Linked DNA regions of Homo sapiens: region 1 is linked to region 2. Evidence: chromatin loops called from intact Hi-C (ENCODE). Cell type or tissue: A673. All regions are shown on one strand. Links, peaks and the distances in the headings refer to the core of each region. The heading gives the core; the rest is flanking DNA. Region 1 overlaps BARHL2 (BarH like homeobox 2). Region 2 has its middle 43 kb from the start of SNORD3G.

Region 1 (14,871 bases), core at 7,105-9,604, 93 kb before region 2:
CTGTCACCTGGATGGGCTCAGTGATTTTGAGCTCAACTCGGTGTCTGGGTGACATATTCTTTGTGAAGCTTTAAAAGACCTGATGCAGGTGGCTTCAGAAAGCTTGATTCCAACATTTCCCAAGTGCATCTGAAAAAGTAAAACAAACACCTATAACTTTCAGAAAAGAGAAAAAAGTAAAATGAAAAAGATGCTGCCTCCTCAAAAAAAAAAAAAAAAAAAAAAGAGTAGAGGGACCCTTTGAAAAATCACCACATCAGTGAAACAAAGTCATACTGAAAACAATAAAGAAAAGGGACAGCATCTCTCTCAGTCAAGGAAACAATAACAAAATAACCCTTTTCAAAAGTTTTATTTAAAAAAATTTTTACTTTTTAACTTCCAACCATGTGAAGATCAGACACCCTTTTAGACCCCCTTTAGAAACTCTAAACAAGGTCCCATACTCTCCAGTCTGAAAACAATCCTCTTCCTCCACACTCAGGCTAAGGCGTGAGTGTGTGTGTGTTCTAGGGGTGGCAGAGTGCAGTCCCCCGAAGCCAGTAGTTGGCTTGGGAATGTGGAAGTGTATGCCAGGAGGACACTCAGTCCTTCCCCATTCCAGGCTAACTTACCACCGTGGCTGGGTTTCTATGGTAGGGACAAAGGAGGAAGGAGACCGGGAGATTACGAGTAGCCGTGAGAGTCCCCCTGTGAGAGCCAAGAAGCCTCGAAAAGCAAGGACAGCTTTTTCCGACCACCAGCTCAATCAACTGGAGCGTAGCTTTGAGCGGCAGAAGTACCTGAGCGTGCAGGATCGCATGGACCTGGCTGCAGCGCTCAACCTCACTGACACCCAAGTCAAGACCTGGTACCAGAACCGCAGGTAAGGGAGGCACTTTGGGGGAGCAAAGGTGTCTGGCCATTTAAGTCATGATCATTATACCAATCTTCTTCCCTCCTGGCCTCCAGAGACTCTAAGGACTGAGAGTGACCCTGGAGTGGGCACTTGGGTGCTTTAAGGATGGGGCAGGGATGAGCCACACCCCCAAGGTGAGAGAGACCAAAGGGCAGCTGGAATTTGGACAATTTTGCAATTCTATGTGCTTTAACAGGTGCTACTTTTCCTCTGAAACCCGAGCCGCTGGAATTCCCCCCACTTCATCCCCAAATCAATGAAGCCACACCTTCTCAAATTGAGACATCTGTGCAGCTGACACTTAGGTCCAGAGAGCCTGCGCGGTGCACCCCTTGGGCCCACCCCAGGCTGGTTCCAAAGGTTTGTAGCCAACAACACGGCCCGGCCCAGCTATTGCTATTCCCACAGAGCTGTCCCACCAGCCTCGGCGTAAATGTCCTTGCTTTGGCCTGTGAGGCGGCTGGGAGAAGCAGGATCCAAGCCTTGGTCAGTGTAGCTGCAGAGACTAGGAGAGCCCAGCTGGGTTAGAGTAGGTTTGGCAGCCGCAGCCTGGAGAATCGGCGGCTGGCCAAGCATCCGGACAGGGAGAAGGAAGGAGTGTGGGTCTGTCCCCTGTACTGGCTGCCTCTGCTGTCTCAACATGGAGCTAGAGTGCTGCAGAGCCTGCCTGGCACTGCTCCTTCTCTAGAAGGGAAATTAAGAAAGCAAAAGTGACTGCCAGTGCTCGCAGGGCCACGAAGTGTAGAGTGGAACCTGGGCAATCTGAGGCAGAGGTTTTGCTGTGTTTTCAAGCCTGGCACTCATCTCCTTGTCTCGATTTTCTCTACCCCTCCTTTTCTCCCGTTTGTGTTCTAATCGTCCATAAGTGCGGTTGGAAATGCCCATCCACTTGTCATCTTTACCATAATTTTCTGTCTCATTACATACGGTTTCAGCCACCCTAATTCTGTCGGAAAACATTAGTGTCATTTGTAGCCAATTTAAAATGGGCGACATGTTTATTAATTTGGCTGGAGCTGCCGGGTATGGATGGCCCACCAGCCCTGCGTTCCTTCATAAGGTATTTGAGCAAACGCCCGCTCTCTTCTTCCTAGCAGGGTGTGCAGCGGGGGAGGGAGGAGACTGAGAAAAGCTGATCACAGGTTTTAATTGTTACTTTATCTCTGAGGAGGAAATACCTTGAAATGCATTCACCCCCACCTCAGAATGGCCAGGAGGTACTTTGCCCTTGGGAGAACCCTCCCTCAAATGAATTCCATTTTGAGACCTTGTTGCCATCCTCCCCTTAAGCCCCCTGCCCACTGTAAGGTCCTGTCAGGCTTATGAGAGAAATATGTCTCCCAGCCCTGGGGACTGAGAGGGGCTGGGGTCCCTGGCTTAGGAGTCTCTGCATCCCTTTGTTTACGGTTTCTTCTCTCACAGCCTGGCGGGGAAGGAAGAGGGGCTGAGAGCAGACTCTTTGGGATTGTTGGGAGTTGGGAGATGTGGAAGGGGAACTAAGGAAGGAGGAAAGTGACTGCTTGTGGAAGTCTCCTTTGGCCCTAAGGAAAGTTTCCAGAAGTAGCCAAACTACAAGGGGGGCGACAGCAGAGCAGAGGTTTAGGAAAAGGAAGCAAGGCCTGTAGGATTTCATTTGTGAGGGTCTCAGCCACTGAAGGTGTAATTTACAAAACTGGCTTTGGGTTTGGGTCTTTCTGGGAGCAAGGCTGGGGCAGGAGATGTGGTGCATTGCCAGTTTGAAGAGGTCTCTGAGTCTTCCTGCCACCCAGGGAGAATGAAGGAGGAGGCAGGAAGGGGCCAGAGAAGGGGCCGGGTCTTGGTGCCTGGACCATGCCCACAGCTGCTGGGTGCCTGCACACCCGCTTTCTTTCAGGACCAAGTGGAAGCGGCAGACAGCGGTGGGCCTGGAGTTGCTGGCCGAGGCAGGGAACTACTCGGCGCTGCAGAGGATGTTTCCATCGCCTTATTTCTATCACCCAAGCCTGCTGGGCAGCATGGACAGCACTACGGCGGCGGCGGCTGCCGCTGCCATGTACAGCAGCATGTACCGGACTCCTCCAGCACCCCATCCCCAGCTGCAGCGGCCCCTGGTGCCCCGTGTGCTCATCCACGGCCTAGGGCCTGGGGGACAGCCAGCCCTTAATCCATTGTCCAGCCCCATCCCAGGCACCCCACACCCCCGGTGAAAACATTGCAGCGAAGGCACTGCAATCCCTTCCCCATATCCCTGCCCAACCCGGACTGCTGCCCGTCCTCTCCCTGCTCCAGGCCACTAGGCCTCCCTTGCAGCCAACTCTGGAAGGCAGAGGAGTAAGAGAGGAAGATGCTTACCAGTGGGCAGGGGACCCCCAAAGAGGAGCCAGCCCTCTGCTCTCCATCTCCCCACCCCTAGAAACAGGGCTGGAAATCTCCCCCACAGCAGTGTGACTGGTGAAAATGCTGACCCCACACAGAGTGCAACCAGTAAGTGAAAACATCAACAAAAACAAAACCTCAAATTCTTTTTCAAAAATGACTTTAGGGACAAGCAGGAGGGAGGGAGGGGGGAGGGCTAAGGAGGGAAGAAAGAAGGGCACGGAGCGGAAACAGCACAGGCAGAGTGAACTATATATGGACAGCCTCAAGTGCTGAGGCAAAGGGCGTTGCCGAGGACATTCCGTCTGCCCCAGAGAAAAGAGGAGGGTAACTGAGAACTTTGCACTGATTTCTCATGACCTTTTTTCTTTTGGAAAAGTGGCATGCTCCATAATATGAAAAAAATGTACATTTGAAAGACTGAGTGATAAGTGATATATCATATTTATTATATGTTGTCCAAAAAGAGTCACTTATATACGTTAGTAAAAACATGATTTTTCTTTTCATGTCTTTTCGATTCAGTAAAATAAATGCTTAGACAAAAATATAGATTTTTTTGTGATTGAAAATTACAAAAATAAAGTTTATCTTTTTTTAACAAGTGATGAAATCCAAGGGAGCTGATTTTACTAAAGCAGAATGTACTATGATGAAGTGCTGACTTGGTTTAGAACAACAAATTTCTTCTGAAATATTAGGAATTTACAAAATCCGTAAAGAGGTTGGGTTGGCTTGTATAAAAGCAGCTCCATTTTTCGTGCTGGCCTCTTCCGAACCATTATTTGATATGTATGAGTTCCTTTCTTTTTAAATGGATGGTTTCAAAGCAACCCAGGAGGCTGTGGGAGAAAATCTGTACTTGCAGGCTGCGGGTGCTGGCTAAGTCGGCGGCCAACTTTGCTGCCGTCCTGACCTGCATAGAGGCCCCAGCTTCACCGGTGTGGTGATCCCTCTGTCCTCCCCTCCTCCTTCTTCTAGGGGTCTTCCTGGGGCAGCGAGGGTCCGAAGCGCTGGGCAGCGATGACAACGCCGGCAGGGGCTGGGCGGCAGGCGGACGCTCCTCGAGCCTCGCAGCTGTTCTGCTGCCCGCGGCTGAGCGCCGGCGAGGTCGGACAGCCTGTGAGCGGGAGGCTGTGGGACGAGCAATTAGGACGCCCCCGGGGGACTTGGAGAGGGCCAGCTAACAAACCCTTGTGGCGGCTTTGATCGTTGCCTTCTCAGTCCCTGGCGGCGGGCGTCCAGCCCCCAGCCCCATGCGGAGCCGCTTGTCCTAGTGAGTTCGTTGTGCTGCGATGCCTGGAGTTCCTTTGCAACGGTGAACTCAGGCTGAGACTGGCTGCCAAGCCTTTTATCTGCACCCCTGGGACAGCTGGGACTGCAAAATAGGAGACCCTGCCCAGAGTGTGGAGGAGGCCCGCTGCCTGCTTTAGGAGTGTGTGTGAGTGTGTGTATGTAAGTAAATGTTTGTAGCACCCTGGCCTAAGTCAGTCATAAGCACCACCCCTCACCCCCCGCCAGGCTGGCTCCCCACCAGGCTCAGTGCTCAGGACTGTATGAAGGAGCCACTTAGTGGAGCATACAGTTCCCAGGTTGCTCCTACTCCTCTCCAGCCCCCGGGTCACTTCCTGAGTAGCCAGAGTCAGACCTCCTATCTGGGCATCCTCACATTTCTATCCTCACTCCTGCCCTAGTACAGTGACAAAGGGGTAATACAAGCAGCTAAAATACATCTGGACCTGGCCTCCAACTTTCTCTGATGGTTGAACCTTAGTGTAGTTAAAAATGTTTTTAAAAATGTGAAGTGATGTGGGAATGTATATTTAGGAGGGGTGGGAAAGAAGGAGGGAAGAAAAGTGAAATCCAGGTGGAAATTGCCTGGGGGCACCTTGATCAGACCTTGGCTAATTAGGAAGTGGTTTGCAGATTTCTCTCCAGCTCATCAGTTTGCTTTAAACTTGGTCTTGGTCTTGTTTGATTCTAACAAAAGGGTCTGGACTGGCCCTTCTCATTTTCTGCCTGCTTAGCTGAGACAAACTCAGCTAGCTGGGCTTGGCTGGAAATTGGGCGCCGCTATGTCCAGTTAGGATGTCCAATACCTAGGCACTTAGCAGACCCTCCTTGTTTCATCTTGCAGTTGGGTTTTTTGATCAAGTTTAAACAGTTTAAAAGTGGTCTGCCTAGGCCTAAAAAGGCACTCTCCAAGGTTTGAGGGTGCTATAGCTTCTGTTTGCACTGAAACTGGGGCTGGTCAACTCTAGGCACAAGGAGGGATTTGAGAGGCCACAGAGTTTATGCATACAAAGAATCTTTACAAAGAATTAACTCAGATCCAGGTATGAAAAACACACAAAACTACAAATCCAAATAAGGCCAGAGCACCCATTTGCTGCCAGCAGTCCCCAGCCACCTGCAGGATGGTGGGCCGGGAAGTCTGCCCACTGCCGCTTTACACTCAAGGCTGAACTTGGACTCCTGAGGTGGACAATGCAGGGGGAAGCACTGTGCCTACAGAGACCAAGATCTCTTAATCAACCTCATATTGCTCTGCTGCTAGCAATTACTCAGGATCCATTAGGGTCCTCCCCAAATCCAAGTTTCTTCAAAGTCATGTTTTCTTTCACCCCCTAAATCATGCAGCTGAATGTGTCAATGTCCTTTCTAAATTTGTTTGGTTACCTGCTGTTGCATACAAGTTGGCAGATTGGATGTTGTGGGGTGGGGGATATTGTCCCAGGAAGAAAGTTGGGTGGGTGCCTGGTTCCTTCCTTCCTTCCTTCCTTCCTTCCTTCCTTCCTTCCTTCCTTCCTTCCTCCCTCCCTCCCTCCCTCCCTCCCTTCTCTCCTTCCTTTCTTTTTTTCTTTTATTTTCCTTTCTCTCTTTCTTTCTTTCTTTCTTTCTTTCTTCCTTTCCTTTTCTTTCTTTTCTTTCCTTCTTTTTCTGCAGCAGTACTGCAAAGGGCACCTCAGCAGGTGCCCTAGTATTCAAAAGTCACCTGCTTAAAAGTCAAATGCAAACTCAATTTTTTTCTTCACAAAGGGTCCTTCTTTCCTTCTGTGCCTGCTCAACTAAATTAGGAGGTTGGCTAGGAGGTGAAGAGTGCAACTCCAGGTTTTCTGAGAAGCAAGGAACAAGGTAACAGGCAGAGGCCTATTCTCATGGGAAATCTGGAGTTACAGAGAAGCAGAGGACAGCTGTCCCTGGGAACTGTACTCTTTTTCTTTTTTCCCACCTTCAGCTGGTGTCTGAAGGGCACTCCGTGGCTGGACTCCATTTAGATTGCTCCTTTGATTAAGTCGGAGGCTAGAAAAACAGAGATTTTCAGTGGCAATCTTTGCTTCCTACAGAAACACAGTAATACAAAGTTATTTCAGAGAGACGTTTAAAGACCTACAAAGGCCTCTTAGATTTGCCAACACCAAGATCAGCTCAGGGACCCCAGCAAACCTACACAAATCTGTAGTGAGTGTGAAGGAAGAAGTTAACTCCCCGGCTAGCAGCCAGCTGTTCTAGCCCAAACTAGTGATTTTTCAATGAGTTGCAAAGTAGTGATTGCTTCTTGGCTCCATGCCTCCAGCAAAGATACCTACCACCCTGTATCCGTTTAATTTTGCTCCACCCCTTAAAATGAAAGCCCACACGATGGCAAATTAGACAGTTGATTTCCTCCCTTGCAAATAAAACTGCTTACTCTCCCTCCTCCTCCCTCCCTGCCATCTGACTCCTGCCTAGGCAGCCCTTCCCCAGGAGTCTGTCGGATCCCACCTCCCCTCTTTAAACAAGTGGCTTGTGAGTAGTTTGTTTTGTTATATTTTTAACTTTCTAAAAATATTTGGAAAAGCTCTCCCCAGGGCTAGGGAAACTTTAGTTCTTGTTAAGCCACGTGGTTACAAAAATGTACTGGAAGAGAGCTGCCTGGTTTTTGAAAAAACCAAGCTTGAAGTCAACATGCTTGGAAAGAATGAGACTTTTCACCACTGGTGGACATGCTCAGGGGCGGGGTCAAGCCTTGCAGGGAAATGATGTTTCTTTTGCATCTCTGAATCTTTGGTGAGGGAATTCGGGCTTGCTCTGTACCCTGGCTGTTGACTAGAGAGCGGTGTGCGCAGATGAGTGAGTGGGGGCCTCTCCAGGGATTACTCCTATGGACTCTGGAACAGTATCCCCAAGCTCCTTAAGTCTCCCACTAGGTCTTTACCCAGTCCCACTTTTTAGTCATCTCCAGGCTTCTTTGCTAACATTTGTGTCTTTTTCTGGAGTTAGGGCCACTTATCATAAGGGTCCAGTGCCGAGTGCCCTGACTTCTTACCTTATCCCCAGGGCTGGGTAGGGGTAAGTGAGAGGGGTGTGTGGGGCTGTGGGGAGGTGTGCTTTCAGAGAAAGGGAGGTGTCATTGGCCTCTTGGATTAGAAAACCAGGTCATCTGTCTCGGGGCGATGAGATGACCCAGAAGGGACTATTTCCCCCGGTCCTTCCGGCTGAATTTTGAAGGTCTTTGTCAGTTTGAGTGTTGCTGGGTGGACCGTCTCGGTTAACCTTACATTCTCAGTTTGTCTCCTCTCTCCTCTCCTTGTCCACTGGGTCTCCCGCTCCCGGTTTCTGTGTGCTAGCACCACAGACAGCTCCCAGGGCGCCGGGTGGAGCTAGGTAACCTGGGCTGGCGGGTTCCGGGTAAAAGCCTAGGCGGCCGCAGCGGAGGCGTCTAGGAAGGGTCGGCGGCGCCCGGGGGGAGGTAAGCAAAGTGATTACAAAGCAACCTCCCCGGCAGCGTTTCCTGATTAGCTCTAAGTCCAAACAGGGTCACATTCCAAAGAACAAAATCTTCAGATCAATAAAGTAATTCAAAAACCCAAAGATCTCGGGGTAAGTAGTGCTCAGTGACAGATCAACTGTGAATCGTCCCTATTTAATAAGTTCTTAGTGGAAGCCGAGGAGGGAGGAGCCGGGCCTCAGGTCTGCGGCTCCAAGACCTTGCGCCGCGGCTGCGACGAGGTGGCCGGCGGAACCCTTCTAACTGGCACATACTTCCTCTGTTCGCACAGCTCGGAGCGCGCTCGGCGAGCCGCCGCCTCGGCCACCGCAGGCAGAGCAGAAGCGCTCCCGAGGCAGCAGCCCTGCAGGTCGCGCTGGGCCCAGGCCCTGCTCCCCACCGCGGCTCTCAGCCCGCGCCCTCTCCCTGCAGATTTGGGTCTCTCCCAGCTCTTGCTACTATCTGGTCTGGGACAGCGAGTCGCCCCTGCGGGAGCTCCGCCGAAAAAAGAGGACCTTCGCGAGAGCGAGATTGAACTTGATTTACGATAAAAGGGCCCTGTCACTTTGTGGAGCTGATGGATTCCCGCCCCCACCCACCCCCATTCCCGCCGTCAGACTTCATTCTTTAGTGAAGAGGCCCTCAGTGTGGCTGTCCTCCCGCCTCCTCCTAACGATTCGCATACACGTCGCAGCCAGGGATTTGGCGCGGCGGCCTTGAAGCCCAGCCGCGGCGCGCCGGCTCCGTGCGGGTTCTTGCTCGGCGCGTACCCCAGCTGGGCCCCGCGCTCCTCCACCTTCAGGACCGCCCGGCCGCCACGAGTTCCTGCGCCCGGGTACAGACAGCGCTTCAGGGAGGCATGGGCGCATCAGGACAGGGGCTCTATAGGCCTGGGACGGGAATCCAGACGCTTTCAAGGACGGTACTTGGGATGGCCTACAGAGCAGGGCCCTTCTCTCACATCTCGGGGGGCTCTGGAGGGAATATAAAGCCTTCTTCTCCTGTGAAGACAATAAAATAATCTTTGCTCAGATGGGAGCTCTTATCTGCATCCAGCTTCACTCCCACCGCTCTAAAGACCTCATGGCTGCAAATGATACCTCCTTCAGATTTCTCTTCAATTCTTGGAAGTCAACTCCTCTTTGTTGATCACCCCCTACTTCCCCTTTGGCTCTTCTCTTCCTCCTTCCCACTATAGTTGGAGGTACGAAAATGCTAAGTGGAATTTAGGAACCAGTAGACATATGTAGTGCAATGGATTATCCATGTCTGTAGATTCAAGCGTTATTCGCGAGACGGGGTTTCCCCCAAAGCCTCTGGGGACTGGAGGAAGAGGTGTTCCAGGGCGCCCATTCAGGCACAGTCCATCCTCACGTGAACTAGTAGGGAAAGTTTTCTATAAAACAATGTACATTTATAATGCCTCTTTAGGAGAGAGGAATTAGATATTAGTGGTGCGTTGTTTCCCCACTCCTATAATACAAAATTAGGGTGCCTGTGGTGTAAAAATGGTCTGCATTCTAAAACAAATCAGCTGACAGAGTGTTAGGAAAAAATGTGGAAGTCCGTGCTATTCACTTCCTACTGCAGGAAAGCTAAGTTATTTGGTATAGTTTTCAAATGTCAGAGTCTCCCAAGCACATTAGCTAGGTTTCCTGTAGAGTGAACAGTTTTTCTAATGATTTAATTTTAAGCTTTTGATTTTAAATATATCTCCAATTTGATAAAATTGCCGTGTCATAATTTCTGAAAAATGCAAATAATGTTTGTTAGTAGCATTGATAATCTGATTGCCCAACTTCCTCTTGAACCAACTCTTGCCTCCTGCAGACTGGGTATCTGCAAACTGATGAGCAGAGAGATTCCAGACTAGATATTAAGAAAGACAGTTTCCCACTGGAAGTAGGGTGCATCAGAGCTGTAGCCACTTTAAAGCGTCACCTTCTTATTCATCTGTTTTATTTCCCACAAATGTTCTATTAATGAAAGCTTACCAAATTGTTTCCATTAAATTAAGAGGATTTTAAAGGGACACCTACTTTCTCACTGGCCTTGAGTGAACACACTGAGGCATTGCATTAAACATTATCATATGTGAATAGACACATAAATTTCACATAATCTTTCATTACTATGCATTGATAGATTGGCCCAGAAAGTCACATAAAGCACAATTGGATAACCGTGGGATAGCACACTTCCCTTTGTCTTCCTTCTTTTCTGGATTGCTTTGGAAATTTCTGGGAATCCACATTTCTGATTGCCCCACAAACTTTTCTAACACACATTAGAGATGACCACCAAGAGCCAGATGTTCGCACCAAACAATTCTAGCCAGCGGCATCACGTGACTACTACCCTCGCGGCTGGCTGCGCGATTGCAGGGGCTCTCCCATTGCCTTCTCTTCAGCCATTGAGTGGCAGCTACCTGGGCGTGCCTGGTTGCAGAGCCGGGCCCAAACTTCTGTTATCCATTTCCTCTTACCCGTCTCCTATTATTATTTTGAGTTAAAATTCTTTGCCCCTGCTGGCGCATAAGGGATGATATTAGGCAGCTCCGCACAGCCGATCTTGAGTCTCATGGCCTAATTTTTCCTGCAGAAGGTACAGTGCCTCTCACATGCTGAAAGTCCTCCCACCAAGAAATTTATTGGGGCAGAATTAGATTAGAATTTATATATAAACATTAAGACCTTTCCACCTCATTTAGTAAAGCAACAATGACTGCTTTCATTTCAGAAACTGATAGTAGACATGATGGCCAAGGGTCTGGTAAGAAGTGTCAGGTGGGCGAATTCAAAAGAGGAAAGTTGTGGCCTGCTGGGAGACTTTTAAGGCCCAGGTTTGCAGAATCCTTTCAGCTCCCCATTCCCTGCCTGCCTTGTCCTCCTGATTTTTACTTTGTTATTTCACATGTCTGGGGTGTTTTCATGTGGCCGAAGGTGACAGGTCAAATAAACATTTCCATTGAGAAATGTCAATGATGAAAAGATGACCATGTACATTTAAGCTTGTAAATGCGTTGGATCTTACTATTAATTAATATTTTGGAACATAATTTAAAAACCCAACTATTCAAAACACTGCTTTTTATACACAAGTGCCACATAAGGCATTGGCATTTCAAGAAGGATCCCTTCTATTTGGCAACATGTTTTACGGGCTTTTCTTTTCTTCTCGTGAATGATCTAGTCCCTTAGAGGAACATGACTGGTACTCGGTTCTGTCCAGAAATTTGGCAGAGGATATTTCCAACATCCACATTAATAAGTAATTGAATTTTAAGCAGAGCTGATCTTGATCCAAACCCAGGACTGGAAGGAATCTCAAAAGTCATCCAGTTTAATACCTATTCTAAACTTCAGTTTTTTTCTACAATGTATTTGCTTAATGGTTTTTCTCCTCTCCCATTTTTATTTTTTCCTGTAAGGATAGGAGACAAAAGGGAAGAAAACAGAAAACGCAGGATTACAGCACTTTCAGGTGATTCTTGACCTTCAATTTTAATGGAGTTAAATTTATGTGGTCAAATTCTACTACAAAAGAAACAGACTTTTTGTGAAAATCATTAAAATAACTTTCCTATTGTATAGATAATGCCTGCTAACTGTAGAAGATTTATAAAATGCTAAAAAGTAGAGAGAAGAAAAAAACTCATCTTCTACCACTCACTACTACCATTTGGTTTATAATTTCTGGATTTTTGCAGTGCATTTTTATGTAGTTGTGTCATATTTCATTTGGGATGTATATGTTTTTCCCATGTAATACAAATATTTCTTTATATTATTTAAAACTCTTTGTAAGTGTGATATTTGATATATAATAATCTCTTCCATAAATGTGTCATAATTGTGCCCAGGTGCGGTGGCTCACACCTGTAATTTCAGCACTTTGGGAGGCCAAGGTGGGAGGATTGCTTGAGTCCAGGAGTTCGAGACCAGCCTGGGCAACAGGGTGAGACCCTGTCTCTGCAAAAAAATTAAAAATTAGCCAGATGTTGTGGCACACACCTGTGGTTCCAACTACATGAGAAGCTGAGGCAGGAGGATTGCTTGAGTCCAGGAGGTTGAGGCTGCAGTGAGCTGTGATTGTGCCACTGCACTCCAGCCAGGGCAACATAGTGAGACTCCATCTCTACCAAAAAATTAAAAAATAACTCGGGTGTAGTGGCTAAAAAAAAAAAAGTACCATAGGTGTGTCAACCATCCTTCCATTGCTGGACATTTATTTTCTTTTTTAAATTTTGAGTTAAATTATACATGTATATATATTATACATTTATATGTGTAATATATATACATGTATATGTATATATATTTTATATATATATATATATATATATATATATATATATATATATAGAGAGAGAGAGAGAGAGAGAGAGAGAGAGAGAGAGAGAGAGAGACAAGGTCTCATCCTGTTGCCCAGGTTTGAGTGTGGTGTGGGATCGTGGCTCACTGCAGCCTCAACCTCCTGGGCTCAAGTGATCCTCTTACTCCAGCCCCCCCGAGTAGCTGGGGCTCTAGGTGTGTGCCACCATGCTCAACTAATTTTTGTATTTTAAAATAATATTTCAATGACCATGAAAGCAAGATTTTTGAGAATGGTTTCTGTGTGTTATTTGGTATATCACATTACTATTGATCTTGAGTGGAAGCAAAGAAAGAGCAAGAGCAAGATGACCAGCTCAGGAGGGGAAATGAATTAGTGACCAAATGAATTAGTGACCAAAGGTAGTGGTTTCACTGAATTGTGTAAATTGAGTTACCACCTGAGTTACCCTGTATAGGTTGTAGTGAAGTAAGCTACGAACATCATTTACCATTTTTCTTACGTGTATTTTAAGGCTTCCTTACTTCGGGTATCAATTTGACAGCCTTCTCATCAGAGCAAGAGACTTGCCTGACTAAAGAGTGGGAAGGAAGGTCAGATCTCTTTTGACTTAGGTTGGTAGCATGTTGCCTGCCAAGCTTACCCTGTTGTTTTCTGTGCTCCAACTATTCTGTGGGTAAGTAGAGGGCTCTAGCTTCTGGGGGTTGTCAATCTAGCACCTTTCATGAGAGCTAAATTCAGGTTAAAGAAAAAAAAAAAGAACCATAACTGACAAAGAAATTTGAGGGTGAGGGTAGGGGGTTTGAGGAAAAGAATTAAATAGCAATAGTCTACCCTTTCATTTACATGACACACATTAACCGTACTACAGAAGTTCCAAGAGAACTGTCTTGTTCTCTTGTCTCCAGGAGCCCATGTAGGGCGCTTTAATTGCCACATTTTCAAACTGATATAATAGTGGGGATGTCTTAGTAATTACCTTAATGAGATAACACCTTTCCTTCCCTCAACCTACTCATTATCACGCCTCTTGTTCAAATTTCAACTACAAAGAACTCTACTTGTAAAAAAAAAAGTCTGAAATGTATTGTTCCAGGTCTCATACCCTTAAAATAATCACACTGCACATATCTTAAAAATATGAAAGAAATAGTACACACAGGCAATTCAAATATATTAAAGGAAAGGCTTGAGATAAGTAAACTAAACATCTGGGTGCCCTTTAATTATTCTTGGTTGGATTCTTTATCTTGACCTATAGTGATGCTAAGGTGCCAAAGTGATGAATTTTAAGATGTTGGGCTGTGAAGACGTGCAGCTGCAACACTGATGGATTTAGGAAGGGATGGTAACAAGGTTAGCTGCATGTGAAGTGTGAATTGAGATTTTTGCAAAGAGACTGTGATTGCAGATGGGCATAATGTTGTACCCTTGCATGAAATCTTGCTATTATTGTATAATGGTCAGACAGAGTGTGAAATGACTTATTACTTTTCTTTTATTCTTTAATGAAGTTGGTTAGAGTAGCAGTACTACTGCTAGTCCATAGTAGTAAAGCACACACATACAAAAAACTATATGACAGGTGCTGAAATATTAAATATTTATTTAGTTTTGACTTTTTCCCTCTAATTTTCATGAATATCCATATGCAAACAGAAGCATCTCTTTATCCATATAGATAAATTTGTACTGATTTGTGTGTCTGCACTTACCCTTATTATCTTGTATAAATATCTATTTGATGCCCTGATGCATGTAAAGGATTTCAGTGTCCAAGAACATTTCATAGCTCTTTTAAATGTTTAAAAATGTTGTAATCCTTTGGGACTGATTTCTGCATGGAATTCTGATTTGAAAAGTCTATTTGGACTTATAGAAACAATGCTGAAATATTGGTTTATCACTATCATGAATAGAAATGCTTTATGGAACAAAACATAATAAAAACCCATTAAGAGGCACACTCTCTAACATGGTTTGAGTTGTGGGAAAGATTAAATCATGGTTCCTCTGTTTTGTAATATAGAGTACATATCTTTCATTATATCACAGAGCCCATAATGTAAATATTTCTTTACTTCCCAATATCAGCATCACAAGAAGATAATACCTTAGGCTTTACAAGCCAAAGGGAAATAATGCTATGATGTTAAAAACAAAACGAAACAAACAAAAAACCCTCTACTTCTATGTAAGTTCTTCTGGCTCCAGATGCTTCTGTTAGAAATGGTAAGAAATATACATTTAAATATATTTGGTTTTTGGAGATTAGGGATTTTTTTCATTATAGAATTCTTTTTATACGGCTTGTAAGATTCGCAATCATTCTTAACGCGTTGCCCTGATATTCTTGATATGAATAATAAGTGTTTAGAAAAGACACAAATCTATGTATTTAACATACCCCCTTCAATTGAATAAAGTTTAATATAAATTTGTTTTGATTTCTCATATTGTTGTACAGTTAGGCCATGATATAATAAAATTATTTTTCTGTGACTTGGACTATATTGAGGATCAAATGATGTTC
Region 2 (14,871 bases), core at 6,376-8,875:
ATGAGCCACACTGCGGTGTCCACTAAATTAAATGAACCAGTGCAGAAGAATCTCTTGTGAGATATTAAAAGGGTGAAAGGCTGTTTAATTCAAATCCTTCCGTAGAGTCTTTTCACAGCCCCTTTTCCATAGTACAGTGTAAATTATTAACTAACTCCTTTCATCTTAGATCAATTTACAAAACAGAAACAATTACCCCTTGTTAATGAGAGTGAACACTTCTAATAATTATGAAAGTTGTGTTTGATTCTGTTTCCTCACAGGTCCTTGTTTACAATCTAATTTAGAGTTGTGTGCAGAGTGAAATAAAACAAGAATTGAGGTTGAGAATTTGAAAAATGGCTGGTCATGAAACAAATGGGCTTTGCATGTTAATGAACATTGAGGAATGCATTAAAATATGCCTAACTGATACCTGCTTCCATTCAATTAAGTCTACTCTCTGATGGTGTTTGTAAATATCTGTGCTTCTGAGGGGGCTGCTTTTCAGTACGGGGGTTTGGGAAGGTGTTTGCACCACTATCTCTGCAAATGGTGGGTAATTGTTGATGGACAGGCTTACTCAAGAAGAAGAGGGAGAAAGGGTTTTGCTGTGGCCTCCTGCCATGCTGAGTGGTTTGAGGCCTTAGGCAGCTCCATGAGCTTAACTTTATCTTTCCCTTCAGAATCAGTGACAAGTCCAAAAGGATAAAGGTAGACTTTGGACACCAAAGGAGCACTGAGACTCACATAGAAAGGCAAATTTTAATCTCAATTGGATAAAAAGGGGGCAGAGGAAATGACTCAGATCATTGAAAGAAAAGGCCAAGTCTGAGGTAGGCCTAGCAGCTGGGTTTCTGCACCTGTCCAGCCCTCCTTTCCGTGACTGGCCAACCCCCAGGCTCAGCTATTATTTTGGTTACTCAGGGCATATTCAGAGAGTGGAGCTTTGAAGGGAGAGGGAGGCAGTCATTGGGAAGAGAAGGGAATGATAGCATAGACCAGCAGTGGTCAGAGTAGTTGCTAGAAGATCTTCCCTGGCTATGAAAAAACAAACAAACAAACAAACAAAAAACAACTCAAAACAATAACAAAAGAACAAACAAACAAAAAAACAAAGTAGGAAGAATTTTAGTATCCACATCAATTATAGAGAAGTAGCTTTGTAGAAGAGGCCATGCAAATCATTAATTGAATGGAAGCAGGTATCAGTGAAGCATATTTGAATGTATTCCTCAATGTTTATTAACATGCAAAGCCCATGGTGGGGTAAGAAATCTGACTGTAGGAAAAAAACCCCAGAAAATTATTTGAGGACCTAGAAATGGTCAGCATAGTAGGAACTAGTGTCATCCAATTGCTCTAATAAGAGGACTTTATTTTATTTTTTATTTTTATTTATTTTTTTTTTTTGGAGATGGAGTTTCACTTGTTGCCCAGGCTGGAGTGCAATGGCAAGATCTTGGCTCACCACAACCTCCGCCTTCTGGGTTCAAGCAATTCTACTGCCTCAGCCTCCCGAGTAGCTGGGTTTACAGGCATGCGCCACCACGCCCGGCTAATTTTGTATTTTTAGTAGAGATGGGGTTTCTCCATGTTGGTCACGCTGGTCTCGAACTCCAGACCTCAGGTGATCTGCCCGCTTCAGCCTCCCAAAGTGCTGGGATTACAGGTGTGAGCCACCATGCCCGGTAGAGGACTTTATTTTAGAGGCATCAGAAAAGATGTCCTTAGTGACTCATTTTTGGAGGTTAAATTCACCGAAACCTCTTGTGAAGGAGCACAAGGATAGGATATCACCCTGTGTGCTATAACTTATTTCTATACTTAAAAAAACCTTTTTACTTTAGAATAGTTTTAGTTGTGAAGATAGTACAGAGAGTTCCTGTATACATCGTACCTAATTTCCCCTATTAACATCTTAACATTTGTACATTACATTTATCATAATTAATTAACCAGTATTGACACATTATTGTTAACTAAAGTCCGTAATTTATTCATATATCTTTCTTTTTACCTAATGCCTTTTTTCTGTTCCAGGATCCCATCCGGTATAACACATTGCATTTATTTATTTGTTTCCTTGGATGTGAGAAGTTTCTTGTTTTTGACGACCTTGACAGTTTGGAGGAGTACTGTTTTTTTTTTGTTTGTTTTGTTTTTTTGAGATGGAGTCTTGCTATCTTCCAGGCTGGAGTGCAGTGGCGCAATCTCGGCCCACTGCAAGCTCCGCCCCGCAGGTTCACGCCATTCTCCTGCCTCAGCCTCCCGAGTAGCTGGGACTACAGGCGCCCACCACCACGCCAGGCTAATTTTTTTTTTTTTTTTTTTTTAGTAGAGACGGGGTTTCACTGTGTTAGCCGAGATGGTCTTGATCTTCTGACCTTGTGGTCCGCCCGCCTTGGCCTCCCACAGTGCTGGGATTACAGGCGTGAACCACCATGCCTGGCCTGTTTTGTTTTGTTTTGTTTTTAAAGAATGTCCGTCAATTTGTTTGATGTTCTTCTCACGATTAGACTGGGGTGATGGGTTTTAGGGAGGAAGACCACAGAGGTAAAGTGTCTTTCTCATCACGTTGCGTCAAGGGTACATACTGTCAACATGATAACAGTATTGATGTTAGCCCTGACCACCTGGCTGAGGTAGTGCTTATGATTCTCTATATAAAGTTACTTTTCCCCTTTTCTGTACTGTACTTTTTGGGAGGAAATCACTGTGTCGACCCTACACTTAAGAGTTATGCTCCACCTCCCTGAGATGCAAAAGTAATTGCAGTTTTTGCACTGTTGGAATTTGCCATTTGTTATTGGAATACATTCTTAAACAAATGTGGTTATGTTATACATCATTTTAGTGAGCATTTCTCACTTTATGTTATTTTGCTAATGGCTTATTACTTGCTGCTTATTTTATATTTATTTTAGGCTATGGAAATAATGTTAGACAAAAAGCAAATTCGAGCAATTTTTTTATTCGAGTTCAAAATGGGTTGTAAAGCAGCAGAGTCAACTCACAACAACAACACATTTGGCCCGGGAACTGCTAACAAACGTACAGTGCAGTGGTGGTTCAAGAAGTTTTGCAAAGGAGACGAGAGCCTTGAAGATGAGGAGCATTGTGGCCAGCCATCGGAAGTTGACAATGACCATTGAAGCTGATCCTCTTATAACTACATGAGAAGTTGCTGAAGAACTCAATGTCAACCATTCTACAGTCATTGGGCATCTGAAGCAAATTGGAAAGGTGAAAAAGCTCGATAAGTGGGTGCCTCATGAGCTGACCAAAAATAAAACAAATCATCGTTTTGTGTCATCTTCTCTTATTCTGCACAACAACAATGAACCATTTCTCATCGGATTGTGATGTGCAATGAAAAGTGGATTTTATATGACAACCGGCGATGTCCAGCTCAGTGGTTGTACCAAGAAGAAACTCCAAAGCACTTTCCAAAGCCAAACTTGCACCATAAAGAAGGTCATAGTCTCTGTTTGGTGGTCTGCTGCTGGTCTGATCCACTACAGCTTTCTGAATTGCAGTGAAACCATTACATCTGAGAAGTATGCTCAGCAAATTGATGAGATGCACCGAAAACTGCAATCCCTGCACCTGGCATTGGTCAACAGAAAGGGTCCAATTCTTCTCCACAACACCTGACTGCACATCACACCAACACTTCCAAAGTTGAATGAGGCCGGGTGCAGTGGCTTAAGCCAGTCCCAGTACTTTGAGAGGCCGAGGCAGGTGGATCACGAGGTCAAGAGATCGAGACCATCCTGGCCAACATGGTGAAACCCTGTCTCTACTAAAAATACAAAAAAAAAAAAAAAAAATTAGCGGACGTGGTGGTGCGCGGCTATAGTCCCAGCTACTCAGGAGGCTGAGGCAGGAGAATCGCTTGAACTCGGGAGGCAGAGGTTGCAGTGAGCTGAGATCGCGCCATTGCACTCCAGCCTGGCGACAGAGTGAGACTCCATCTCAAAAAAAAAAAAAAAAAAAAAAGAAACAAGCAAACAAACAATCAAAAAAAACTTGAATGAATTGGGCTACAAAGTTTTTCCTTATCTGCCATATTCACTGGACCTCTTGCCAGCTGACTACCACTTCTTCAAGCATCTCAACAACTTTTTGCAGAAAAAAATGCTTCCACAACCAGCAAGATGCAGAAAATGCTTTCCAAGAGTTTGTTGAATCATGAAGCACAGATTTTATGGGGCAGGAGTAAACAAATTTATTTTTTGTTGGCAAACATGTGTTGATTGTAACAGTTCCTATTTTGATTAATAAAGATGTGTTTGAGCCTAGTTATAATGATTTAAAATTCATGGTCCAAAACTGCAATTACTTTTGCACCAACCTAATATCTATATAAGTTATTTAGAATTATTCAGCATGGGAGATTTGTCTATTTTCTCCAATTTATTTATTTATTTATTCATTCATTTATGTCATTATAGACTCATTAATATTTACTTTATACTTTGGATTATAATCTGATACTATTTTATTTATTGTTTTGCTTAAATTGTTCCAGATTTTGCCATTGGGAGCTCTTTCCGTTGGTTTCTGTGTCCTTTTGACAAAATTCCGTCATTTGTTTTTAGCACTTCCTTACTTTCTGACACTACAAGATACCCCAAGCTCACCTTGTATATTCCCTGCCCCAGGCCTCCAATTAGTCTAGAATAATTTCTCTAAAAATCTCTGTTTCCTTTTATTGGAGAATGGTATTAGAACCTAAGATCTGGGTGCTAAGGATGCTAAGGAGACAAGATGCTAGATCTTTTCAAAATGTTACAAACTGCTAAGGAGAAGAATTGTAGTAGGAAATCCTAAATCTAGTAACATCCATTCATTCATCCATCAATCCATCCACACTTTCACTGCAATTTTTTTTGAAAGTTTGGAGTGTACCAGGTGAAGTGCTGGACACCTGGAATAAAAAAATAAAGAGTAATCTTTGTTGATATGAAATTCACAGTTGGCTAGTAGCAAAAGCTTAGACATCTACACAAATGCCATGATAAAACGTTGTTTGTTTAATTTTATTTATCATATGTGTAGTGTGTATTTGGTATTGTGCCAGGTACTTGAGGTACAAAGAGAAACATGGCCCAATTACTGCCTTTAAGGAATTTACACATTAGTGAGGTGAGGATGGGGTGATCAAAGAATATAGGCAAGCAGGCAATCAAAGTACCATGTAATCTGGGGTGAATTGTTCCTAAGTTACAGTTTCAGACTTGCATACTGCACTGTCTCCCAAGTTGCTTTCCAGAGGACGATATCCAAGAACAATACCCAAGGCCCCAAAGGCCCATATTGGCAATAAATCCAGCCTCAGTCTTTCTTAGTGTCTGGTTCCCCTAACATGTTCAGGACTTCTTCAGGGTTTTACTCATGTACGAAATGTTTGCCCTTATCTCACCATTACAGCTGGGCTTGTGTAGAATATTCCGTAGTTGCTCCCAGCAACTGCTCCAGAGAATGGCCATGTCCAACTTGAGTTTGATCTGTTTCTCACTGCTGCCACCCCCTGGAGCTGGAGCTCATCACCACCATCTTCTGTGTTTGAAGCACTCACTGTGTTCCTGGCCTGGTTGTATTTACTCAAAGATGGAACTGTCCGGTCACTTAGAGATTTTCTGACCGAATCTACAGCTCACATAAAAATCAGATGTGCATATTTGTATTATCATTGGAGAAATCAATGTGTATGAAAACTCCCATGAACTTAGCCTGAATTTTTCCAGGATTGATGGATAGTGAAAGCCACCATTTCATTTGGGTATCCACATGGATGATTTGGCCACAGCTGTTGACAGGAGTGAGCGTTTGCAGTATCCTCAGTCTCCATTTCTAGGAATGTGATCATGGACAATTTGTTTAATCTCTCAGACTCTCAGTTTACTCATTTGTGTGGGAAGGGGCATCATAAGTTTGCTGATTATTCCCTCATGGGGCTGTGTAAGGATCCAATGAGTTAATGGATGGGAAATCATTTCTTTCCAATGAAAAGTGTGATAATAACAATAGTCCTATAAATATTTTACAGCAAAATATTTATTGAGTTTATAAGCACATAAATTTGGAGTCAGACAGACCTATGTTTAAATTCTAATTCTATGACCTTGAGCAAACTACTTACCTTTCTGAGCCTCAATTTTGTCATCTATAAAATGGGCCACACTACAGATTTTATAAAGGGAGCCAATGCATGTGATTGAATACTTGGACTAAGGTTATTTATCATCATTATGGCACAACACTAATGGCAGAATTCACAGCTAAAAGAAGATGTGTCATCTGTGAGGATTAAGTGACATGGTTGATTCACTTCACAAATCTTTACTAATACATCCTATGTGCTAGAGAATATCAGTAGGGAACAAAGAAGACACAAATTTCTACCTTCATGGGGCTTACATTCTAGTGGTGAAAGATAGAAAATAAAAAAATAAATTGATAAGTAAAATACTTAGCATGTTAGCTAAGTGTTATGGATGAGGATTGAGTGGAGGGGAAGAATTTTATGTCAGGTGGTCAGGGAAAGCCTTATTGGGAAGATGGGCTTTGTGCAGTGACCCGGAGGAGGTGAGAGAGAGAAGAAAGTCAAAAGGCTGTGTGAGGGTAAAAGCTTTTGAGGCAGAAGGAAGAGAAAGTTTGAAGGCCTGAGGTGAGAGTTGATCACAGTCATGGCTGGGTCATGAACTTCTTAAGTCAGGCAAGGCTCTGAAGGGAAAGTCTTTGTTCAAGACCTGGCTCTGAGTTCCTCTTAGAATGCAGAATGCTCTTCCCAAGCAGCCAGCTCTGGGTTGGGTAGGCTGGTACTCTTATCAAGTCAGCACCATAAACTGGCCACAAAAACTGCCACATAGCTTTTACTTACTAAGCCTGTTTTTGATGGCACAGTCCCTCTGGGCTGGGTTGGTTTTAAACTAAAATATGACAATGGGACACCCCATGTTTACCATGCTCTAGGACAGCATTCCTGATTTCTTTCTATCAGAGGTCCTAAATAGAGAAAGTGCGTATAGACCCCTAGGGGCCTGCAGTGACATTGCACACTTGAAGTTTCCTGAATGCTTTGAGTTTATCCTAACAACTAGTATAAACATGCCTGTTCTATTTTTGTAAAATATTAAATCTTCAAAAAAGTGAACACTTAAGAATGTGCTATATTTATCTAAAGCATTTATGCCCTTTATTGAGCTTTACTGAGATACACTGCTTGAGTTTTGAATCTCAGCTCTACCATTTACTGGCTCTGTGCCCTGGGAAAACTACTTAACCTCTCTATGTCTCAGTTTCTTTATTTTACAATGAGGGTAATCATAGAATCTAGTGCATAGGGCTGTTGTGAGGATGAAATGATTTAAAGTCTGCAAAATGCTTAGAACAGTACATGGTACATAGATAAGCGTCATCTATTATCTATTATTGTTATTGTCTGAATTTTAAAAATATACTTGGTCATCAGGGTGTGCTTAATACATGCAGGGGCACTTATCTCCTGACTTCTTACTCTAGCTACTCTCTTCTGAGTGCTCTCATAGTACTTTATGCAAACTCTAGCCCATTTCATCTCACTGTAATTATTGGCTAACAAAACCTTGTCTCTCCTTTTAAACCCATGGTTCTTAACTGGCTGTGAGATTTTGCCCCTTCTCCCAGGGGTCATTTGGCAATGCATGGGGATGTTTTTGATTGTCACAACATTTGAAAAGCACAACTGGGGTGGGATGCTACTGGCATCTAGTGGGTACAGGCCAGGGATGCCGCTAAACATCCTACAATGCACAAGGCAGCCCGCAACAAATAATTATTCAGTTCAATGTCAATAATGTTGTAGTTGAGGAACCCTGCTGCACACTGTGAAATCTAAAAGGTGATATCTCCTTCATTTTCACGTATTCAGCATCTAGTATAATGCCTGGTTCATGGGAGGCAATCAAACTGTTTGTTAAATCACTTCTTGCATGAAAATTATTGATGCAGAGGCCATGATACTTCCATGGGAAGTTCTGACTCCGTAAGTACTAATAGAAGGCTCTTGACTGTGGACTCCGATATTCCCATGTTTAGTGAATGTCTATTTATGAGACTAAAAAGACGGTACTGATAGCTTTGTAGGAGAGGATATATCTAATGCTGTATCTTTATGCATGCTTAATTTCAATTTTTTTTCTAGTATCCGAGCATCAGCAAAGGCCTAATCCACATAGCTCTTCGGAAGCAGAATTGCTTCGTGTGATTTTTAACTTATTTTAGGTCTTTGCCTAAGGAGAGTCCTAAGAAGGCTTCTAATCTTTTTTATTGTTCCCTTCTCTATCTCAACTTCCCTCTCTGCAATCATCTGAAAATGTCTGGGAGGGACAAGATTTACTTCCCTTTCCAATCTTTCCTCGAATTGCTGGGTGGATGAGCGTGGAAGTACAGCCTCTCCTTTTTCCTCTGTCTCACCGAGTCTGGGGACAGGGAGGAAATGACTAAAAATTGAACGGAGGCTTCCAACAGGGCTGTGAGGAGATCTAGCCCATTTTTAGCACCTTTTAATGTGAAAATGTCTCTCAGCAGGACTTCCCCCCTCATTGTTTGTTTAGCTATGTGATCAGGAAGTGGACACAATTTTCTTGAATTATTCCTGCCAGACACTAAATTATATCTCAAAGAGCAAACCTTTTGATTTTTTTTCTTCACCATTCATTTTCGTTTTTGTTATCATATCGAGGCTGATTCAGTTGAAGCCATTTTCTCACTAAATTTCAGTGGAAGTGGAAAAAAACAAGGACTGAGCAGCTTACTACTAAAAAGATGCAATCCAGGTTTGAATCCAATTAAGTTCCCTTAACACTCCTAAATGTCCACGTGGCCCCAGAAAGAAACCACCCCCAGGATAAGGGGACCCTACAAGGTGCTATCTCAGACTTGCCAAGGAGAGTGTGAGAGTCTAAGACTGGTTCACCATCTACTTGAAGTTGTCACTGAATGGAAAAAAGAGAATGGGTTGGGATCAGAAGAGAAAGAAGCTATGCCCTGCTATGTAAAACTATTAAAGTTGACATTGGTTATAAACTGAAGAACGATTAAGAGGAGGACAACTCATAAAATATGTTTTAACTATGAAAAAGTAATATAATTGCTAACCTTTTATTTCTCACTTTTATTATTTACAAGAACTGCCTATTTGTGTCCAGTTTGAACCCTGTTTGTATACAAAAGTTTTTACTTCACTTGACGAATGGGCTCTGGATGGCTTCTATCCACATCAAGTATATGTTCCAGGCACTGGTTAGATATTGGGAAGCAGAAATGAAAGACACATTATCCTTAAGAGGCATCCTCTTACCTACAGAATATTCAAAGTATCTAATCTTGTTGAGATTAAGATTCTCTATCTGTAACCATGTCTCTGATCCTAATAATTCTAGTTCTTTGTTGTGAGAGCCAAATGAAATAATTTATATATGAAAGCCTGTTGACTGGGAACTGTGAAGCATTATCCATGTTGTTTATTATTTTGTTTTCAGGGGCCAAGTATGGAACTGGCTTACATTACTTCTAACCACATCTTCCTGGCTAGCACATAGGCACGTAAACTACAAGGGCATTTGGGAAAGCAAAGGAGCACATGGGTATTTAGTGAGCACTAATAAACTCTGTTTTAGAGGGGTGGAGGGATGGCAAGTCTTAACTACCTAAATTCTTTATAGAAAGATGATACAGGATTTCCTAGAATGAAGCAGTGACTATCCTTTATGTAATAATGAGCATTTACACATATGATCCATGTGCACGTAGAGACCAATACTGAATTCAGAACTCATTTCGTCACTTGACTAGCTGTTTCATATCAGGCAATTTACTAACCTTTCTGAGACTCAGTTTCCTCATCTGTGAAATGGGCTAGGCAATGCATGTCTTAGAGCTTTTTGTAAGGTTTAGGGATAAATGTGTGAGATGCCTTTGTTTAGTACTTGCCAACCAAGTAGATACTCAAAAATGGTAAATATTAATATTTCTACCAACTTCCTAGGGTTATAAGTGAGTGAACAGAGATACATAAGGTGTCTTTGCTAAAGACACCAAGTTAGTAAATGGCACAGTGGGAACTAGAACCCAATTCTATTACTCCTAGTTTGATGTTCTTTACCTTATACTACTTTTCCCATGCCAATTTGTCAACAGGACTTGAGTCATCATTTGAAATGTTTCTCTGAATTGTTATTTTACCTCCATTCCTTATGAAGACCACTGCTTGGATTTATGCAATATTTTACCTGGTGCCTTTCCTTTGGGTTTTCTTTATCTGTTCTCATTCTCAACCTTCCAAGTTGATCATTTTTCTGTCCTAGAATTTCCACCATCTTCTGCATGAACTCGAAATCCTTCTGCCTATTTTCCAAGGTCTTTAATCTGTCCTTTGTCAGAAGACCTAAGAAGCCTGAGGAAGTGTAAGAAAATTTGTATGGCTGGGGCAGTATAAAGAAAAATAACTTATGTGTTACAATTTCAGAGCTCCACATTTGTTCCCTCCCTTCTTCCCAAATATTTGAGTGTTCTTCTACAATGATTGGCAAACTTTTCCTAGAAAGGGCCAGATAATAAATATTTCAGGTTTTGTGGTCCATAGGCTCTCTATCTCTATTCCAACTACTCAACTCTACCATGGTAGTGTGAAAGCAGCCATAGACTATCTGTAAACAAATGAATGTGGCTTTGTTCCAATTAAACTTTTTTTTTTTTTTTTAGGTAGAGACGGAGTCTGGCTACGTTGCCAGGGCTGGTCTTGAACTCCTAGGCTAAAGCAATCTTCCTGTCTTGGCCTCTCAAAATGCTGGGATTATAATTGTGAACCACCAGGCCTGGCCAATAAAATTTTATTTATAAGAAATAGGCTACAGGCCATGGTTTCCAAGCCCTGTTCCACTCTACTGCTTTACTTTGCCAGTTCTTTTTTCTCTTTCCCATTTCCTAGCACTTCCTGTCTCTTCCACGTGGGCTGGTCTTCTTGCTATCATAAACATATGACATATAATTTTTTTCTCTGTCTTTGCTTCTATAACAACAGAACTTAGAAAGCTCTTCTTTCACCTGTTCTCACACTCTCGTTATTACCCCTGCTGTCTGACTGTTTTCTAGTCCGAACCACACCAAGTACATGATATAACTATGTGAAATAAATACAAGGTATTACTTTATAATTGCTTCATATATTGTCTTATCATCTCTAAGGTAAGCACTTTTCCTGTATTCCTAACTTGTGCTAATACAATATAATTAGATACTACAAAATAAACACAACTTAATTTATTTTTTTAACCTATATTCTGCTCTCCTAACTTGAGCTAGGAACTTGGCAGACTACTTTGCTTATTTCAGAAAGATACTTTGGAAAATAGTGATTAAAAATTATAAGCAAATGGTACCCAGTGAAATCTAACTCAACAAGTCTGTCTAGGATGTCATTTCTTGTATTTTTATTATAGAAATAGAAATTCTCTTACAGTTTTCTACACATTCATCTAAAGAATTATCTGCTTTGGAGCTAATCCCTTCCAATATCCCAATCCCGCTATCTTTGGCAAATAATTTTGCCAATGCTCCAAGCCTAGGGTAAAAAAAAAAAACTTTTTAGCTAGGGGCTGAAGGATGAAGACACTTCTATAATATGAATGCTTTGGAATGTAATGCAACTTTGGACACTGTCAATTGGTTCAGCTTTCCCAGTTTTCTCACCCATTTCTTTCAAAAAGTCATTAACACATATTAACAAATATTAGATATTTAGGGACTCAGGGATAAGGATGAAATTCAAAAAGGAAGCTATGCTCAGATGCTGAGCCATTTCTGACACTTTTGGCATTCTTTCTTGCTTGGACTTCTACTAGTAAATTTTTTTGTTTAGCCACCTCATTTTGGATGTTTGCATACAATCCAGTAAAGTGGCATAGTGACCACAAAATTGTATGAATCATTTTCAGACAGTTTATGAAACTTTATTCACAAGATTTCCATCTTGGGAATGTTCTACCACCTCTGTTTAATTTCCCCAAATCTTTCTTTTCCTTCAGACTAGGTCAAGTTTTCTTCACTATAAAATTTTCATGACTATTTTATCTCCCAGCATCTTCATCCTTTTCTAAATTTGAAGGCAAATGAATGCTCATACCATGCATTTTTCTATCCTAGAAGTTTGACACTTACTATTTATTTTCTTGTTACATCACATGGGTTACAGAGTTGTTTTGTTATTAAACTTTACATGTTAACATCTCTTGTATCTGCAATGAGACTGTAAGCTCTCTAAGGGCAAATAACTAATTTTATATTTCTTTTAGTTTTCTTCATTATGCGTACACTTATTTATTTACTTATTTTTTTAGAGACAAGGTCTCACTTTGTTGCCCAGGCTGGAGTACAGTGGTGTGATCATAGCTCATTGCAGCCTGGAACTCCTGGGTCAAGTGAATCTCCCGCTTCAGCCTCCCGAGTAGCTAGGACTATAGGCACGTACCACCATGCCTGGATAATTTTAAATTTTTTGTAGAGACGAGATCTATCCAGGCTGGTCTCGAACTCCTAGCCTCAATTGATTCTTCTGCCTCAGCTTCTGAAAGCACTGGGATTACAGGCATGCACCACCGTGCCCAGCCTTGTATACTTTTTTGATTGATTGAATGAATGAGTGGCTGAAGAATCTAGGAGCATAAAATATATAAATGCCTATATGTTATGGATGAAGAGGTTAGTGCATAGTATGTCAAAAAGGCTCAGATAAAGATGTCAAAGTAGGAAAGCACAAAAAGATTTTTTTAGGTCTGCAGTATTATCTTCTTTAATTGGCCAATTTAAGTTGGACAATTGAGGTCATTAATGTTATATATTAGTGTTAAATGACCATCCTGCTCATATGACATTTATTCATGTAACTTGCAAGGGTATACAGTCAAATGAGGACCATTAATTCCCACATCTGGAGAAATGCATGTTTTTTGGTCAGTTGGGGAGATGGTGTTAAGGACCTTCTTGAATTATTTTTCTTCTTTCAAAAATGAGGGGAAATTCCCATATTCCAGAGGCAAATTGTATAATAATCTTATTTTTACATTTCAGTTTTTTATAGAAACAAATTCTGAAACCAATGTCCTATAATTTTGGCAATAAGTTCTTGCAAATAAAGGAGACTAAAACATTTGCAAATCACTCAAGTCCCTATTTGGATATAGTAAACTTGGGCGATTTCAAGGGAATTGTAGTTTTTTTTTTTTTTTTAAATAAATAAGCCTTTTTTTTTCTTTTAAAGAGAGGGGTAATTAAAATATATAGCTTAGATGGAAACTTGGCCTGTGATTCATTAAAATGTTTCGTGAATATTGCCAATCTTCCCCACTTCGTTAGACTTTTCCCCTGCTTCTACTCTCTGTGTCTGGCTCAGTCTTGTCCTGGCCTCTAAATGTGTTTATTCTATACAGTTTGTGTGTTTGTTCATTTATTAATTCAATAAATATTTATTAAGTATCTGCTTATCTTAAGCACTTATAGTCACAGATGTTCATACCATTAAGCATGCCATCCAAGATAAACTTGAAAAGTTTTTGGGACTTGATACATTGCAGAAACATCAAACTTATTTAAGTTCAATGTACACTTGAAGAATCTGCATTATTTTTTCAATAATGCCTGCCTTTTTAAAAATCCAACACAAGCCTTTTCGAACTCCTTGGCATTGAAGTACATGAAGTGTGGGTCTTGTGTTTCTTTGCATTTAAAATTCCTTCTATACGACAAGCACTCAGTATCTATTTGTTGAAAACAGTAGATGGCCAACTTACAATGTGTATATCTTTAATAGGAAAAGTGCTAGAGAGGGTACTAGAGAAATGCATTTGAGAAAGATAAGGCTTTAGGCAGTATTAAGACTCATTAGTAACTGTAAGTTTATTATATTGAAATGAACCAAATACCAATGATCTTAATAGGAGACATTTGTTTTATGGGCTAAAGCATACATTTCTAAAAGAGTGCTTAGGGACATTAATAGATATTTCGTGTGAAAGAATGTTCTGTGGTTACTTATGCTTGAGAAATACTAGTTTCAACAGAGGAAATCAGTGTCTTTGTTGCAGGGCTTCTCAGAGCCTTTAGAATGCACCGTGAACAAGTAGCACAGCTCAAATGTGTATGATCATGGAATCCCGCTAATATAGAACATTTCTCAGGACTGGTGTCTCTGCAAAACATACATGAGAACGTGCTATCTTAGAGCAATTATATTCCAATTATTAAGTACTAGGATTCTGCACAGGTGCTTGGGGTGAGGTGGCAAGAATAATAGGCAAACAGACTCCCACCATATCTGTAGCCAGAGAAAATGTAGTTTTATCAATTTATATATTTGAATTCTATATGACATTTTATATGGACTCCTAAAAAATTTTTGCAAATCACTGCTCCAGAGCTGGGGGAAAATTACTCTAAAGTAGCTGTAACATCAGCTGTACAATAATAGATTTCATAAAAGCATACTTGACATGGTTTGGCTGTGTCCCCACCCAAAATCTCATCTTAAATTGTAAAAATTCCCGCATGTCAAGGGCGAGACCAGGTGGAGATAATTGAATCATGGGGGCGGTTTCCCTCATGCTGTTCTCGTGATAGTGAGTTCTCACGTGATCTGATGGTTTTATAAGGGGCTTCCCCGTTTGCTCAGCACTCATTCTCTCCGCTGCTGCCCCGTGAAGACGTGCCTTCCGCCATGATTGTAAGTTTCTTAAGGCCTCTCCAGCCATGCGGAACTGTAAGTCAATGAATCCTCTTTCTTTTATAAATTACCCGGTTGCGAGAATTTCTTCATAGCAGCGTGAGAGCAGACTAATACAGTGCTCTAGC

The links. A loop is a pair of places that touch in the nucleus more often than their neighbours do. Peaks named below come from ENCODE experiments on the same cell type or tissue, not always from the same donor. Only the 100,000 strongest peaks of a DNase experiment are listed, where the experiment ranks them.
Region 1: it touches region 2 in a loop (6-fold over the local background); 2 of 110 quality-filtered maps call a loop at or near these places.

The regions. Positions count from the first base shown.
Region 1 is chr1:90,700,525-90,715,395 of GRCh38, reverse strand. BARHL2 (BarH like homeobox 2) reads left to right here. Exons shown (of 3, transcript NM_020063.2): 2 at 640-865; 3 at 2,772-3,857. The coding sequence ends at 3,084. Among named protein-coding and RNA genes, the nearest start is that of BARHL2, 9.3 kb to the left of the region's middle. RefSeq lists enhancers at 3,844-4,412, 8,557-9,351. In A673, for the core only: no CTCF peak of the experiment used is centred there; DNase peaks (open chromatin) are centred at 7,245, 7,885, 8,575 and 9,255; H3K4me3 peaks cover 2,500 bases; H3K27ac peaks cover 2,500 bases.
Region 2 is chr1:90,607,197-90,622,067 of GRCh38, reverse strand. No RefSeq gene overlaps it. Among named protein-coding and RNA genes, the nearest start is that of SNORD3G, 43 kb to the left of the region's middle. In A673, for the core only: CTCF peaks have their summits at 7,033 and 7,770 (motif pointing left); DNase peaks (open chromatin) are centred at 7,017, 7,717 and 8,517; H3K4me3 peaks cover 804 bases; H3K27ac peaks cover 1,639 bases.